Linked DNA regions of Homo sapiens: region 2 is linked to region 1. A link is a loop called in an ENCODE intact Hi-C map of the cell type or tissue named here. Cell type or tissue: heart left ventricle. All regions are shown on one strand.

Evidence for each region. Peaks named below come from ENCODE experiments on the same cell type or tissue, not always from the same donor. Only the 100,000 strongest peaks of a DNase experiment are listed, where the experiment ranks them.
Region 2: a loop joins it to region 1, with 3 times the contacts of the local background. A loop is called at or near these places in 17 of 110 quality-filtered maps.

Annotation. Positions count from the first base shown.
Region 1 is chr2:30,703,248-30,711,247 of GRCh38, forward strand. No RefSeq gene overlaps it. Among named protein-coding and RNA genes, the nearest start is that of CAPN13, 100 kb to the right of the region's middle. In heart left ventricle, CTCF peaks have their summits at 3,951 (motif pointing left) and 5,786; a DNase peak (open chromatin) is centred at 3,924; H3K27ac peaks cover 732 bases.
Region 2 is chr2:30,442,805-30,450,804 of GRCh38, forward strand. It overlaps LCLAT1 (lysocardiolipin acyltransferase 1), which reads left to right and starts at 4,442. Exons shown (of 6, transcript NM_001002257.3): 1 at 4,442-4,579. RefSeq lists enhancers at 454-954, 4,132-4,869, 4,173-4,242, 4,283-4,342, 4,553-4,672 and 1 more. In heart left ventricle, a CTCF peak has its summit at 4,916; DNase peaks (open chromatin) are centred at 4,427 and 5,027; H3K4me3 peaks cover 2,565 bases; H3K27ac peaks cover 2,234 bases.

The sequences.
Region 1 (8,000 bases):
TTCTCTTCTCGCAGCTGTGACAGATTTTCACCTGCTCCCTAAGGACAACAAAGTTTGCTGTCTTTTCTCCAATAGTTTGTTTGCTTTTTTTTTCCACAGGGGATATAGGGAGAAGGGTCTGTGTGGAACTTTGAGCTTCCCTGCAACACTTTTCCCCTGAACCCGGAGAGAGGTCTGATCATATTTCTCACCCTCCTGCTTTCTTGTGAGCATCTAGTGTGGTCTATGGAGAAGAGATTGCAATGGACCGTGGATTCCCCTTATGTCTACAACTCCCAAGGGGTCTATACGATTATACAGCCCCCACATATTTGTTAGGAAGTTTGGCTGAATTCTTTCCAGTTTGTATGGAGTCTGACATGTAAGCAAGTACCTGTGTTCTGTCTCCCTTTGGAGGTGCCTGCTTTTTCTTACATTTTGGGTTAGTTTGTTACTCGCAATCCCAGTTCTCTGATGAGATCAAGAAAAGTCATTTTGCAGATTGTTGGCTTTTTCTTTTGGTAAGGATGACAGCAACGCTCTTTGCAGCTTTCTACACCCTAAGCAGGAGCCAGAAATCCACAGCTTTGGAGTTTAAGAGTCTTGGAGCTTACTTGTTAGGTAATCTTTAAAAATGTTATTTGTATTTTTACTTTTTGGATTCTTTGAGAGTACAGATTATTCTATGTATAGTTAAAGCAGAAGAATAACATACACCTTTGTTTTATCTCATGCAATGATTTTCTTTTTGTTGTTTGTTCTTATACATTTTTAAATTTAAGTCTTGAATAGGATGCACAATTACGTGGTTCAAAATTCAAAAGAGTATGCAATAAACGTCTCCATCCCATCCCTATTCTCTGGCCACCTGGTTCTAGGAAGCCAGTGTTACTTGTTTCTTATTATCCTCTCAGAAATATCTTGTGCAATTACAAGAAAATACCTCCGTGTCCTCTCCCCAATTATTTTTACACTAAATGGTAGCATACTTTGCATGCTGTTCTGTTTTCTTGTTTTTTAAATTCACTTAGCAATATGTTTCGAAGACCTTTCCTGATCAACACAAAGAATTTTCTAATTTTCATAACTCTATAATATTCCACAGTATGGGTACAACATTAGTTTAATCACATACTATTTATTTAACTGCCCATTGATGGATATTTAGGTTGTTTACTGCCTTTGACACTGTTAACAATCAGTACTATAAGCTTACTTCCCTTATCTGCAGAGATAATCTGTAGCATAAATTCTTGCTCATGAAATTTCTAGGCCTAAGGGTATGTGCATTTGTATTATGAATATTGCCATATTGCCCTTTCCAGGCACTACACTAATTTAGAGTCTCCCCTAAAATGCATAGGAGTGCCCGTTTCCTATACCTTTGCCAAAATAGAACATTCCCAAACTTTTGGATCTTTGCCAATCTGGTAGGGCAAAAATAGTATCTCTGTGCAGTTTTAATTTACATTTATCTTAATAAGAGTTGAGCCGGATGACTTTACATTGGCTAAAGATACAGTTTTTATTTCTCTTTCTGTTCTCCAGAGCCCAGAATGCCTCAGAGATTCCCATGGGGTTTGGGAGAGACAAGCCCAGGAGCAGGCATTATCATTCCCTCTGCCTCTCCCAGATTCAGCCAAGCAGTTCTGTTTTCACTTTTTAAATATGTATTGGAGTTCCCGCATAAAGTTTTATTGTGAGCAAAATGTTTCTGTTATATTTAAATAGAAAATTATTGATTGAAGGCAATGCATTTTTAAATCACTTTTGATAGCTGATTAGGGAGAAAGACCCCATTCCTTGCCTCCTTGCATGTCAGTTTCCTTAGAGGAACTCCAGGGAATAGAGTGCTGAGGATTTCTAGGCTGAGAGAGGAGAAAGATGTCGGTCACATTCATTATGACACATTTCTGAGGAAATTGAAGCCATGGCCTTGTGTATCTGACACACAAGCTGCCAGGACACACACTCAGGTAACCGTCTCTGGGACGTAATCTCACAGTGCAGCTGGAGAAGGATGTGCTTGTGTGTCCCTAGGAGGGGCAGCTCCTCGATGACCAGGATGAGGTCCTGAGCTTTGGCCTAAGCAAAGCATGATCCCAGAAAAGGCCTGGAACCATCTATCCTGGAGAGGGTGAGTTTTGTTTTCATTTTTTTCCCAGTGTAGCATGGCCGTAGGAAAGGAAAAAGGATTTCATGATCAGGCCAACACCTAGGAAGAGATAAGAGAGCAGCTACAGAGTTCGGAGGGGAGGAGGAGAGAGCTCAGGGGCAGGAGGCCAGGGCACCGGCATAAATCCCCGAGAGGGACCTGAACTTGAACTCTCACAGGGTGCTAGAGCCAATCTTATCTCATTCTTGGGGGCAGTGGGAACCCTGCTGATTTGTGGGTCACAAAATATATACTGTAACTGTGCTCAAAGATTAAATAAATTACCCCAGTTTACAGAGTTACCTTACCCAGCCCCTCTGCTTCTCCCCTGCCACCCGCCTGAGGCTGTGGCTTCCCCCACTGCCTGGGCACTGCTGGGACCACCCTCTCTGTTCTGGCTGGGAGGCAGATGCCACCCCTCCCCAGCTCCTGCCTCCCTGGCCCTGTGTAGCCATATCTCGAATCTCTCCTCTGTTCAGCGCACCTTCTTACAGCTCCAGGTTCTTGGACCCCTTCCCAGTCAGAATTGTTGAGGGACAGGGAGTCCCCAGAACCTGCAAAGCCCACAGTGGGCTCGGCTTGCTGAAGAACTGCCCCCCATCACATCTCTCAGCCTTTGTGAGCAACTGCGTACCCTGGGGTGACCCCTTTAGAGGCGGGTGAGATCGGAGTCCTTGAGGGGTGGGGGTGGCAGGTAGATACTCTAGGTAACATAGCTAACTGATTCTGATTTCTTTAACCTCATTGGATATATTACCTTGGTAACTCCTCATTGCATGCCTTCGAGGTACGACTAATGTTATCCCTGTTTAAGAGAGGAGGAAACTGAGGCCCTAACTTCAAATATGAGGATCCCTCTGAGAGTCAATCAGCATGGAGACGCCAGGGGACTGGGGCTTCTCAGCTGATGGCCAGCAAGCCCTATCCAGAGACCACTGGGCACAGACCTAAGGCCTCTCCCTGGCCAACTTTAAAGTGAGACCCCTAGGAGGGAGGAAAGCAGATCAAAGTTGAGTGGGACAAGCTGGTGGTCACAGACATGCTGCTCTGGCCTGGACCAGCTCAAGAGGCCCCAGCAGGGACACACATCTGCACATGTGCCTCCCCAGGGACCTTTGAGAATAAGGGGATTAGAGGTCACCAAGCAGCAAATGTGATTGCTAAAGGACCTCACTAAAAGAAGAGGATTAGCTGGGGATTTGGAGGAAGTTTCCACAAATCACTTTGGTTCCTGGTAGCAAAGATTACTTGGGGATCAGAAGAGGTCCCACTGGGCAAGGCAGAAAGAGACAAGTCATGGGATGCTTCCCTGAGGTTGCCAAGACCCTCCAGGGAGCCCAGGCTGAGGCTCAAGTCAGTGCTGGGGCCGTGGCTGACGAGCCACTCCCGGAGACTGGGCTCTGTGGGAAGGAGCCCTTCCTAGGAGCCCGATCCTGGGGCTAGTCCCCTCGCCCCTTGGCCTCACTTTCCTACCTGCCAGGTGAGATGCTGGAACCCACTCGGAGGCTCCAGCGCAGTGGGCAGGTGCCCCAGCCGGCAGGTAGTGGAGACTGGCTTTGATTCCTGGCTCCACTCCCACTAGTGGCTCCTCCCACCCGAGCCCACCTTTCATCCATATACGATGTGGATAACTGTTTCCTGCAGAAGGTCCTAAGGATGAAAATAAGGTGTTTAAGTGCTCCTCACTTGGCTATCATGGTGACAGCTCAGGTTAGTGTCACCCAAGGAGTGTCACCCAAGGGTCCTGCCCGCTCACAGTTTTGAAGTGACAGCCTGAGGAGGAGGGCTGTGGCTCCATGGCCCCATGCTGCCACCTGGAGGTCACAGGGAAGGGAATACAATGATAGAGATGGTGATGAAAATGAGCAACATGATGATGATGATAGTAGCCAATAGAGGCAAGTTCTTACCTAGGCACGACCTAACGCTTTATACGGTTTATCTCATCCAAGGACGAGATTCCAACTATCTTGTTAAATAAAGTGGCTCAGCTATTTATGTGGCCAGAGACATGACCTGTGTCATTCTATATAATACTTACAACGACCCTGTCAGAGAGAGATTTATTCTCTCTGCTAAATAGATACAGGGCAACAAGGTTCAGAGACGGTAAGTTACTTCCCAAGGTCACACAGCAAGTCAATGGCAGAGCTAAGATTGAAATTATATCTGTTTGAAGCCAAAACTCATACATGTCCCTCCACATCCTGTGCCTCCCCCAGAGATCTGGTTCCTCAACAGGCTCTGGGCCAGGGGACGGGTCTGGCAGGGAGAACAGGTGTGGCTGTGGAGGGAAGTTCAAGGGAACTCAAGAGCTGTGGTCCAGGAAGTATCCATGTTTGTCCCGGCTTCATGCTACCCTCCTTTTGCAAGGAGGCAGGTGATTGACCAGTATCAGCCAGATCCTGAGGGCAAGATCACAGCCTTGCAGACTTCAAAGCTATCCAGGCACTTTCCAAGCAAACATTCATGTTCACAAAGTCTATAGAAATGTAGATTCGCAGGCAGAACTCAGGAGGAAAAGTGCCATCTCCCATGATTAAGAAAACATTTCCATTTTTATCTGTATATTTCGTGTCTGCATGTTTTATATTTCTCCAATGCATTTAAAATATATTATTTTAGCCATGCACGGTGGCTCACGCCTGTAATCCCAGCACTTTGGGAGGCTGAGGCGGGCGGATCACAAGGTCAGGAGATCGAGACCATCGTGGCTAACACGGTGAAACCGCATCTCTACTAAAAATACAAAAAATTAGCTGGGCATGGTAGCGGGCGCCTGTAATCCCAGTTACTCAGGAGGCTGAGGCAGGAGAATGGCGTGAACTCGGGAGGCGGAGCTTGCAATGAGCCGAGATCATGCTAGTGCACTCCAGCCTGGGCGACAGAGTGAGACACCGTCTCAAAAAACAAAAACAAAAACAAAAACAAAAAAAATCATATCACATTGAAAGGACCCTCAGGGATTATCTGGCTCAAGGATAGCACTCAGTGACATATTCAGTGAAGGAAGAGAGAAAAGCTGGCCTGGGGAAACAGAGGCACAGAGAAGGGAGAGATGTTCTCAAAGTCACACAGCCACAGAATGGGGCCTGAAATGCAGGTCTGCAGACACCAGCCTGTTCTCTTCCTGCTCGGCTGAATGGCACCCATAATGGCTGCAGGGTCCACCCAGTGGGAGGAGAGGCCAGTGTGCCTGGTGAGATCATTGTGGAGCAGATGAGGACTTGAGAGCCGGGGCATAGCCCAGCCAGATTTGTGCTTTTGCCAAATAGCCAAGTCCTCTCCCATTTCTTCTGTTGGCTCTGAGAAGATCTGTCGGCTCTGAGAAGATCTGTCTGCTAGAGAGGGAGGGAGGGGCTGATCCTAGGCCTGGGCCTGTTATTCTTTCTTGAGTCATCTTTGCTGCCCTATCTCCTGAGTACTAGCAAGATCATCTGGTCCTCAGTTCTTTCACCTATCCCCACCCCGGAGGAGATGAGATGTGCTAGAAGTGAGCATCTGTCACTGCCCTCAGCCTCCTCCTGGGTTTCAGGAGGGTGATAGCCCCTCATTCAGCTACCATGGACCACACTGTGCACCAAAGACCGCGCTGGGTGCATTGACATTATCTTATTCAATTCTCACAGCAACCTCAAGAGGCAGTATTCCCAACTCCCTGCCTTTTAGATACACTTGATTTTTTCAAAACGGTTTTAGGTTCACAGCAAGGCTGAGCAGAAAGTACAGAGAGTTCCTGTATACCCTCTGCCCCCACATATGCACAGCCTCCCCGTGGCCAGCATCCCACACCAGAGTGGCACATGTGATAAAATCAGTGAGTCTATGTCTATACAGCATGATCACTCACAGTCCGAAGGTTTTTCTTCACTCTTGGTGACGTACAATCTGTGGGTTTGGACAAGTGGTAGTATTTTAAAATGCCCACTTGACAGAGGAGAGCAGCTAGGCCCCGAGGTTAGGGTCAGGGTTGAACAGCTGGGAGGTAGGTGGCAGGGATGGAGCCTTGATGGGTGGAGGAAAGGCTTCATGCTAACAAGCTCTCTCGGCCCCAGGACCCCATGGAAATGTCAATATTGTACCTGGTTTCCCAAATGAAAATCAAATAGGGCACATGGGTCTGCTTAATGGGTGATGAAGTTCCAGTGGCTCCAACAGAGGTAAAATTGATTCATATTTGTCAGGCTGGGAAACGGGAGAACTAGGCTCCAGGACCTCCTGGCCTCTTGCCTGGCAGCTCCTTTAGGCATATTTTTGGACAGGCCACACAGCTTCCTACTGAGGGCTCGCGAGGCAACAGGCGCAAGCTGGCCCCTGGAGATCAACCTGGGCAAGGCAGAGCTGCTGCTTTTGAGGTGCTCATAGCCTCGTGGAGTCACAGACGCATATGAGCTCGTTTTGGCCTGGAGTCAGCCCATGCTCACCGAGTTTTCTGCTTATTGCACTGGATGGACAGCATGGCATGGAAGAGTTTATAGGACTGAACAGGCTGGCACTTGAGACATTTCTGAGTTTTCCCCTTTTCTAGATGTGAGTTTACAGCTGGCCATTCCTACAGTGACTCATGAAAGCTGATGAGATATTTTGATATTGACGAGGTGACACAATTATTATTGAGATGGATCACTGTACCTTACAAAGGCACCATCCAGGTTTCCTGTCAATCTCTCTCACTCTCATCTCTAGACTCCTAGGCCCTCCTGGCAGGCAGTGCTGAAGCAGCCCTTCCCAGCCCAGGACAGCAGATGCTTAGCCCCTCTCGGGACTGGCCGGCTCTCCCTTGAGCAGGCACGCCTGGGCCAGGAGCTGTCTTCCTCTCCCAGAGCTGTGTGGGCCAATGGAAAGAGCATGGCTTTGGAGTACAACCAACCCGCACTCTGCTCCTTGTGTCTTCATGGCCTGGGGCAAGACCCTCCATTTCCTCATCTGAGCATTCTGGTATTAATCCTTGTAAGGGAGTTTAAGGGCTGGAGACAATGGAGCCTAATTCCTGTACATGACAGGTGCTCAAAAGCTGGTGGCTCCCATTCTGAGCTAAGTGAAGTTACCTGTGGCATGCTCTCACTCTGAAATACCTCCTGTCCAAAAATATGTCTACAGGGGCTGCCAGGCAAGAGGCCAAGGGGTCCTGGAGCCTAGTTCTCTCATCTCCCGGCCTGACAAATATGAATCAATTTCACCTCTGTTAGAGCCATTGCAACTTTATCACCCATAAAGCAGATCCGTGTGCCGTATTTGATTTTCATTTGGAAAATCAGGTACAATATTGACCTTCCCATGGGGCGCTGGGGCCAAGAGAGCTTGTTAGCATGACGCCCCTCCTCCACCCATCAAAGCCTCGGCAGCTCCTCACTTTCCACTCCTAGCCCAGTGGAGATTGGTGCTCTTCTCTTGCAGTATACTAGAGTCCTCTGGGGAGTTTATTAAATGCAGATTCTAAGTCCCCCTAAATTTACTAAATTGGACTCTGCAGAGGTAGGCCCAGGAAAGCATTTTCACCAACTTTCCCAGTGATTCTGGCTTGAGAATCATGCCCTTAGGACACCTACGGGGCACCTGCCTCACCGCCTCTCCAAGGCAAAGTCCAGGAACCAATGCTGGGAAGGCTTATGTGATTTAATAGAGAAGAAGAGGCTGGGAGAGGGAGAACAAAATTGTACTGTCCTTAACCCTTTACAGTGACAGGTACTGCTAGCTTGATGTAGAAACACATACTCTTTACTTTTTTTTTTTTTTCTGAGACAGAGTCTCACTCTGTTGCCCAGGCTGGAGTGCAGTGGTGTGATCTCTGTTCACTGCAGCCTCCGCCTCCTGGATTCAAGTGATTCTCATGCCTCAGCCTCCCGAGTAGCTGGGATTACAGGTG
Region 2 (8,000 bases), 260 kb before region 1:
GGAAGGCAGGGCAGAAGGAGAGAAAGAACCTGAGTTGGCTGGGTGCTGTGGTTCATGCCTGTAATCCCAAATACTCAGGAAGCGAGAGGATTGCTTGGGGCTGGGAGTTCAAGACCAGTCTGGGCAGCATAGCAATACCCTGTCTCTAAGAAATTAAAAAAGCTTAGCCAGGAGGATCCCTGGGGCCCAGGCTGCAGTGAGCTATGATGAAATCATGCCACTGTACTCTAGCCTGGTCTCAAAAACAAACAAACAACAACAACAACAACAACAAAAACAAAAAGAAAAAAAAGAAATGAAAGAACCTGAGTCCTGGATGTCATTTTTAAGTTAGAGTTAATTCTGAGATTACCTATCTCTACACTTTGAGTTAAGTAACAATAAATGTTCTTGTGGTTTAAGCCACTGTTAGTTGCACTGTTAGTTGAGTTTGTGATAACTTACAGAGGAAGGTGTTCCTTACTGATACAGAGGGTTTGTATTGAGTAGTAGCAATAGGATAAAATTGTTTTTTTCTATGTTGGATGAGTGACTCATCACCAGGGTTCTAAACATACTTTCTGGTAGTTGTATCTTTTTAGCCTAAGTGAAATTTTGGTCCATCAATATATCAGTTAGGTTTTCACAAGAAACAAGTGACACCCTTGGCACAGAGGGATGATTAAAGAGAGTTGAAGGCTGACTACAAAGGTACAATCAGCGTTAAGGGAAATTAACAGAGGGCAATGAAGTACCCTGAGGCTAGACACAATAAGTTAGGCCATCACACACCCTGTGGGCCCTGCCTAAAGGGACAAGGCGGGGAGTGGGTCCCAGAATCCAGTGAGAGCTGGGCTCTAGACAAGGAGCTGTGGCCTTACGTGAAGTGTTGAAGCCACTGCCACCCTGCAGCCCCACAGGGAGGGAGCCAGGGGAATGCAGCCTTGAGCTGTTTCTCAGCCCACCCTGCAGAGTCCAGCCAGGGCCTCCCATTGGCTAAACCCTGCCAGAGGCAAAAGACCAGGAGTCAGGAGAGGAAAGCCGGACAAGTCAGCATAAAGATGGGGGTGGGGCCGGGCGAGGTGGCTCACACCTGTAATTCCACCAGTTTGGGAAGCTGAGGGGGGTGGATCACCGGAGGTCAGGAGTTCAAGACCAGCCTGACCAACATGGAGATACCCGGTCTCTACTGAAAATACAAAATTAGCCAGGTGTGGTTGGCACATGCATGTAATCCCAGTTGCTCGGGAGGATAAGGCAGGAGAATTGCTTGAACCCGGGAGGCCGAGGTTGTGGTGAGCTAGGATGGTGCCATTGCACTCCAGCCTGGGCAACAACAGCGAAACTCTGTCTCAACAACAACAACAAAAAAGATGGGGGTGGGGAACGGGGAAGGGGAGAGATGGAGCAAAAAGAGAATAATCAGAACTATTAATAATTAGACTCCACAGCTGTTTTGTGCTAATGTAAATTTGTCACTACTTCCAAGCTGTACCTTCTAGCACCAAAACTCCTCAGCTACCAAAGACATGGCTTACTCCATGTCTCAAGAAATTAAAACATTTCATTTCAAATGCCTTTTGAATTTCAGAATCTCGTTGGATGACTGGTGATATTAGGTAATGCTAAGTCTCATTCATAGAAATTTTTGCAAAGAGGGAATTGCAAAAGAAATTTTGCAATTCTTGCTTGCAAGCAATAAACTGTAGGCTATAATAAATGGGCCACTCTGGGCCTCCAGTTAAGTATCTGTGGCCTCTGCTGGCACTGGGCTGCATGTTGCTTGTATTCATTACCTTGGGAGAGACTTGCTCCGATTTTATTGGCGGCAATGTACTTGGCTCTTTTCTGAGGTCTGTTATTGAGCACAGATTTTCCCTTATTACTCTCACATTTTGAAGAGGAGTGAGCAATTACATGGGCATAGAAAGTACCCCAATAATGACAAAAGTACAATAAGAACTAGGACTTGAGATTTCCTGTATGTCATAGTGTGTCCCTGAGCATTACAGAGAGTGCCCTATTAAATGTGACCATTAAGTCAATGGCTCATGAGGTTCAGCAATTCATCAGCTGTGATGCTCTGTTACTGGGGTCAGGAAAGATTGAGAAACTTGTCCCTTTGGGACAGTAGAGCACAGATTAACACCACTTTTTAAGTGTTATATACTACAATGTAATAATAATAGAAATAAAGTGCACAATAAATGTAATGTGGTTGAATCATCCCGAAATCACCCCCTTCACCCTTCACCCCGTTCATGGAAAAACTGTCTTCCACGAAAGCAGTCCCTGGTGCCAAAAAGGTCGGGGACTACTTCTCTGGATGTCTTGATGAAATACATACATTTCAGACGCGGATAAACCCCACAAAAATTCAGGAGCTTGCTACATTGGTGATATTTTAAAATAATTATTTAAAAAACTGGGGGGGTAGTTTTAGACTTAGGAGAGATGTAAAGAGAGTACAGGGATTTTTCCATATATTCTTTACCTAGCTTCCCCTTATGTCAACATCTTGTGTAAGCATAGAACATGTATCAAAACAAAGAATGATCCTGGTACAATAGCATTATGTAAACTATACATCATTTTGGATGCTGAAGTGGTCCAATGATCTTGGGCACGTCAAGACATTTTCCCCAGAATGAAAAACATGTTACTACACCTTGCACCTCTGCCAAAAAGAAAGAAGCATGACACTTAGCAGATCTCTGAGTTTAGAAATCAGCATATTTTGCCCTTGGGAATTCTGTTCCTATCCCTTTAGCAGTTGACGTGGAAGGTGGCTACTGATCAGTAGCTCAGATCAAGAACGGGCTCAGGGCCAGGCGCGGTGGCTCAAGCCTCTAATCCCAGCACTTTGAGAGGCCAAGGTGGGTGGATAGCTTGAGCTCAGGAGTTCGAGACCAGCCTGGCAACATGTTGAAATCCTGTCTCTACAAAAAACACAAAATTAGCTGGGCATGGTGGCAGATGCCTGTAGTTCCAGTTAGTCTGGAGGCTGAGGTGGGAGGATTGCTTGAGTCCAGGAGGCAGGGGTTGTAGTGGGCCACAATCATGCCACTGCACTCCAGCCTAGGTGACAGAGCGAGACCCTGTCTCAAAAAAAAAAAAAAAAAAAAAAAAAGCAAAGAAAAGAAAAAAGAAAGAGCCCAGCACTGTCCTCTGTGGTTAGGGCGGTAAGGGCAACCTTGCCTCTTGGGCTGTATCACCGGACACACCTCACAATGCTAGAGCTCTCTGCAATGGAGCTGCAAAGGCTATGAGGAACCTCCGGCAAGCCCCCAAAGAACCACAGTAGAGCCCTTGAAGGTTCTGGAGCATAGCCAGGCCAACTCTTAACAACAACAAAAAAGAATTGGGAGATCTTTTATTCCAGTAATCTTATTTTAAAGGTAAAAAGGAGGCCTAAAGTCATAGGCATAATTGGCAGAATTGACTTTTGTTCTGGTGTTTCTCTCTGTAGTCATTCTTCACTTTCTGATGCAATTTTAGCACATCTTAAATATTAAAATGTTTTGGAACAAACTTAGAGAAATTATGAAGCTAATTTAGGAAAAGAGCACAAGAATCTTTGATTTACAGGCAATTTGGGGATATAATTTAGCTATATTGAAGCTATGCAGCCAACATGTAGATGGTCATTATTATTACACCATAAATTTTGTGAGGTCAGGAACCTTGTAATTTTAAAAATATTCACTCTGTGCTTTGTTGAATAAACGGATAAAACGTATAGACATACATGAACTACTGATGAGTGGCTGTGTGTGATGTGTAGCTATGTTTATTATTTTTAAGATTCTTATTGTATTTGTTGAAGGCCAAGTTGAGGAGGGAATTGCTTAAGGGAAATGAAAAGGGGTTTAACCACAGTCCCCACCATTCAGGGGCATGCAATCTAGTAGGTTAGGGGACAGGACAGACACACCATGATAGGTGATCGAGACCTTTTAAGAGCAGTGTGATGAAATTGCTATGGGAACTGGGAGGAAACATTTTCTAGGACTGGGGAAACACTGAGTGTGCTAGAAAAACTTTGTGCTCCTGATCAGGGAACCTGGGTTCTATAACTGCTTCTACTACTGATTTGTCCTGTGACTTCGCGCACCAAATTTAGGCTTGTAAATTAAACTCCCAGATTTCTGTTTTCCATTTTGCAGCTCTAGGGGTTGAATGAACCATTAGGTTCCCTCGGACAAATGACCTCCGCTAATTTCCTATTTCGTTGTTTTCTCACCCCTACACCCCACCGTTCCGTGGGTCCCTCCTCTCCAGGAGGCCAGACGAGGAAATAAGCGAGGCCTCTTTAAAGGAGCTCTCAAAGAAAGGTACCCGGGGTATCCCGGGCTGTGGAGCAAGCGCGGGGCGCCGGGGACCCGGGTTTCCCACGCAGCCGGGGACGCCGTTGCGTCACGGCGCCTGCAGCCAATCAGGACGTAGCCTTCCGGGACGCATTACTAGGGCGACGGCCGGACGCCTCCGCGTTACGGGATGAATTAACGGCGGGTTCCGCACGGAGGTTGTGACCCCTACGGAGCCCCAGCTTGCCCACGCACCCCACTCGGCGTCGCGCGGCGTGCCCTGCTTGTCACAGGTGGGAGGCTGGAACTATCAGGTGGGGTTACGGCGCGAGGAAAATGGCGGCGGCCGGGGGATCTCAGAGGTGCAGGAAGGGGAGCTGCAGCCCGGGCTTTTCCTCCTGAGCCATGGACCTTCCCCGGGCCGCGACCTCGGGTAACGGCCACTGGCCTGGCATTTGGGGTCCCGGTGCAGGTGGCGGTAGCGTCGCTGGCTCAGGTGGAAGGAGGCGCGGGGAAGCGACTCCTGGAGGCTGGCTGAGGCGTCAGGTGCTGAGGGGCCGCGCGAGCGGCGAGGGCGAGGTAGCCGCGGGGCGAAGAGGGTCCCGTCGGTGTTTACGCTAGGAGCGTCAAAACCTTCCTCCTGCGACCTCAGCGGGTCTGGGAGCTGCACTGTCCCGGAACGCAACCTGAGGTCTGACCCTGTTAAATCCCATGCACTAAAACGTCTCAAGTGGTCACCACGTGCGGGGCTTCGACGAGAGCCGTGGAGAGCAGGGGCTGGGGTTGTCTTCCCTGCGAGTCCTGCAGGCGCCAAAGGCCTGCCTGTAGGTGCCAGAGTGGCAGTGCCGCGAAAAGAAAGGTAGGCCCTAGCCAGGGCGGATGCCAAACCTGATCTTTAAGGTGTATCGTAGCTTCTAATTGCCCATTTGAAGAAAAGAAGTTGAAAGATAAGGCACTTAGATGTGGTTGTGGAGATGTTTTGCTTTCTTGTACTTCCCTGGTTCAGGTGGCTTCCCTGGAAATACTGCATCTGCCTTTAAAGTTCATTAACTGTGTTTCTTGTGTACATGGCAGTAGATGAGATTAGGGATTGAAGTCACTTTAAGTCCAAGAAAAGTATTGAAGATATGTGTTGAAGGCATTACCAAGATGAAATATTTATTCATATCATTAACTTATTTGTTCAAAGAAACGTCATCTCATGAAGTATAACTACGTGGGTTAGTTTTCAAAAAACTGACTTGATGAAAGCCCTTTTTGTAAAACATATTTTTTGAGAGTAAGTAAAAATACATCATCACTTTTTCGTTTAGGTTTCTGTTGCACATTGTACTTTGATATGCTTGATATGACAGATAAGCATAATGTTAACTGACTTTTGTTTTTGGTAGTAGGCTTGATTTTATGGAGTAGTACCTTGTTCTGTAACTGAGAAAAACGTAATAGCGCTTGTGTTTCAGTCATCAATAGCTGCAATCTCTGGAGTGCCAACTATGTGTCAGTTTCTGTGAAAGCTAGGCTTCTCCTACTTTTTAATTTGAACACATGGTCGTCTGCATCTGCCCCCACCAGGTCTTTAGGCTGGCTGTTGCTGACAACCAGGAGGAAGCAATGGGGAAAACCCAAAAGATTCTTCCAAACTGGATCCATGGAGATTTGGTCAGTTTGTCCTGGGGTTGAGGTTATGGGTGGATTCTAGTCCAAACTCTGCCACTTAAAAATATCTTAGGGTAATCATACAACTTCACTATTGGTGTCTTATCTCTAAAGTGAGTATTTCTTATTCAAACAATCTCATTGCACTGTTGGGAGGAAAAAGAAAAGACAGTATGTGTGAAAGGGCTTTAAAAAGTTAAAAAAACAGTGAAAATATTTGAAATTTATTCCTCTGCATTCATGTACTCTGCCAGGCACTGAATCCGGGGACTTATATGTGCCAACTCAGTCATCTAGCATCACTGTGAGGCGGATACATTTATTATCTTTATTTTGCAGATGAGGAAACTGAAGCACATTGAAGTTTAAGTAATTTGTCCATATCACACAATTAGCATTGTGTTTCCAGCCTGTGTTCTTACTGTCTTACTACCACCATGCCTACTATCTTCCTATGACATACAGATGTGTTATGTATTAAGGGGAAACATTAATTCATGTACAAATTTTTCATTTTTAATATATATATTTTTCTTTTTCAAAGGCTCTAGCAATGTCCTAGAATGAACACATATTTCAAGCCAGTAGTTTTGTTTGTGATCTTGTGTAAATAATAATCATGGTTTATTCCATTGGCGTCCAATAGTGATTTGTGTGGTAACAATTACATTTACTTTGGTTAAGTGGTATATTCTTCTTACTTGTGTTGCCCATTAATTAAAAAGTTATTTTGAAACAGAGTTATGACTAATTTCTTTTTTTTTTTTTTTTGAGAGGGAGGTTCGCTCTTGTTGCCAGGGCTGGAGTGCAATGGCACGATCTCGGCTCACCACAGCCTCTGCCTCCCGGGTTCAAGCGATTCTCCTGCCTCAGCCTCCTGAGTAGCTGGGATTACAGACATGTGCCACTACGCCTGGCTAATTTTGTATTGTTAGTAGAGACGGGGTTTCTCTGTGTTGGTCAGGCTAGTCTTGAGCTCCCGACCTCAGGTGATCCGCCTGCCTCAGCCTCCCAAAGTGTTGGGATTACAGGTGTGAGCCACTGTGCCTGGCTAGTTATGACTAATTTCTATCAGGAAGCACAAATCAATAATTGGGATTTTTGTTTTTATTACATTTTTTAAAAGAATAATTTGCTGGGGGACTTTTAAAAGAAAACTGATTTTAGTTAAGCTTGTTGTTTTGATATACTTGTGCTAATTTTTCCAGTCTTTATTTATTAATAAAATAGGATGAGTAAAAGTGGCTAGGACATTTATTGTTTCATTGAACCTTTATGGAATAGCCCTGCCAAGTCTTTAGGATGTAAACATTAACTCCTGACCCTACCCTTGAGGAGTTCAGGGAGAAGTCCCAGGTCCAGAAGTTTGTAGACAGTTGAGACAAATAAATAAATGATTAACTAATAAAGCATGATAAGGACTCAAATATAATTGTGGGTACAGAGACCTGTGAGAGCACATAAAAGGGAACAGTTACTTCTTCTGGGATGGGCCTGGCCAGAAGAGGAAGGGAGCTAACTGGAGGATAAAGGCGTAGGGAGAAACAGAGCAAAGCTAGGACAAGTGAGAGCTCATGGTGTCCAGGGGTCAGACCACAGTATTACAGGTGTTGCTGGGAGAGAAGCCAGGAAAGGTTAGAGCCAGGTTGTGAACTCTTAGCTAAGAGAGTGGGAACTCTCCTGCGGGCAGTGGGAACTGTAGAAGGATCTCGATTAGATGCATAGCTTCCACTTTATGCTACAAAAATGCTAGGATAATGGGTGTTAGAATTTTTTTCTTTTTACTTTAGGTTTTGAATATATTTGTACAGAAATCATTGTAATATGGAAGTAATCACTGATGGTTTCTCTAGTTTTAAAGCTGATCTCCACTTAAACGTGTGTAACACTAAAGTTGTCCAGCACCTAACAACATAACATGAATGCAGTGCAAATCGACTACAAGGTAGGGTGTGCAAATCTTGCAAAAGATGCAGGATTTCATGAAGTCAAAGCAAGGGGGAGAACTGCTGAAACCATAAGCGCAAATAAAGGACTAGTGCCTGGAATAGGCAGAGA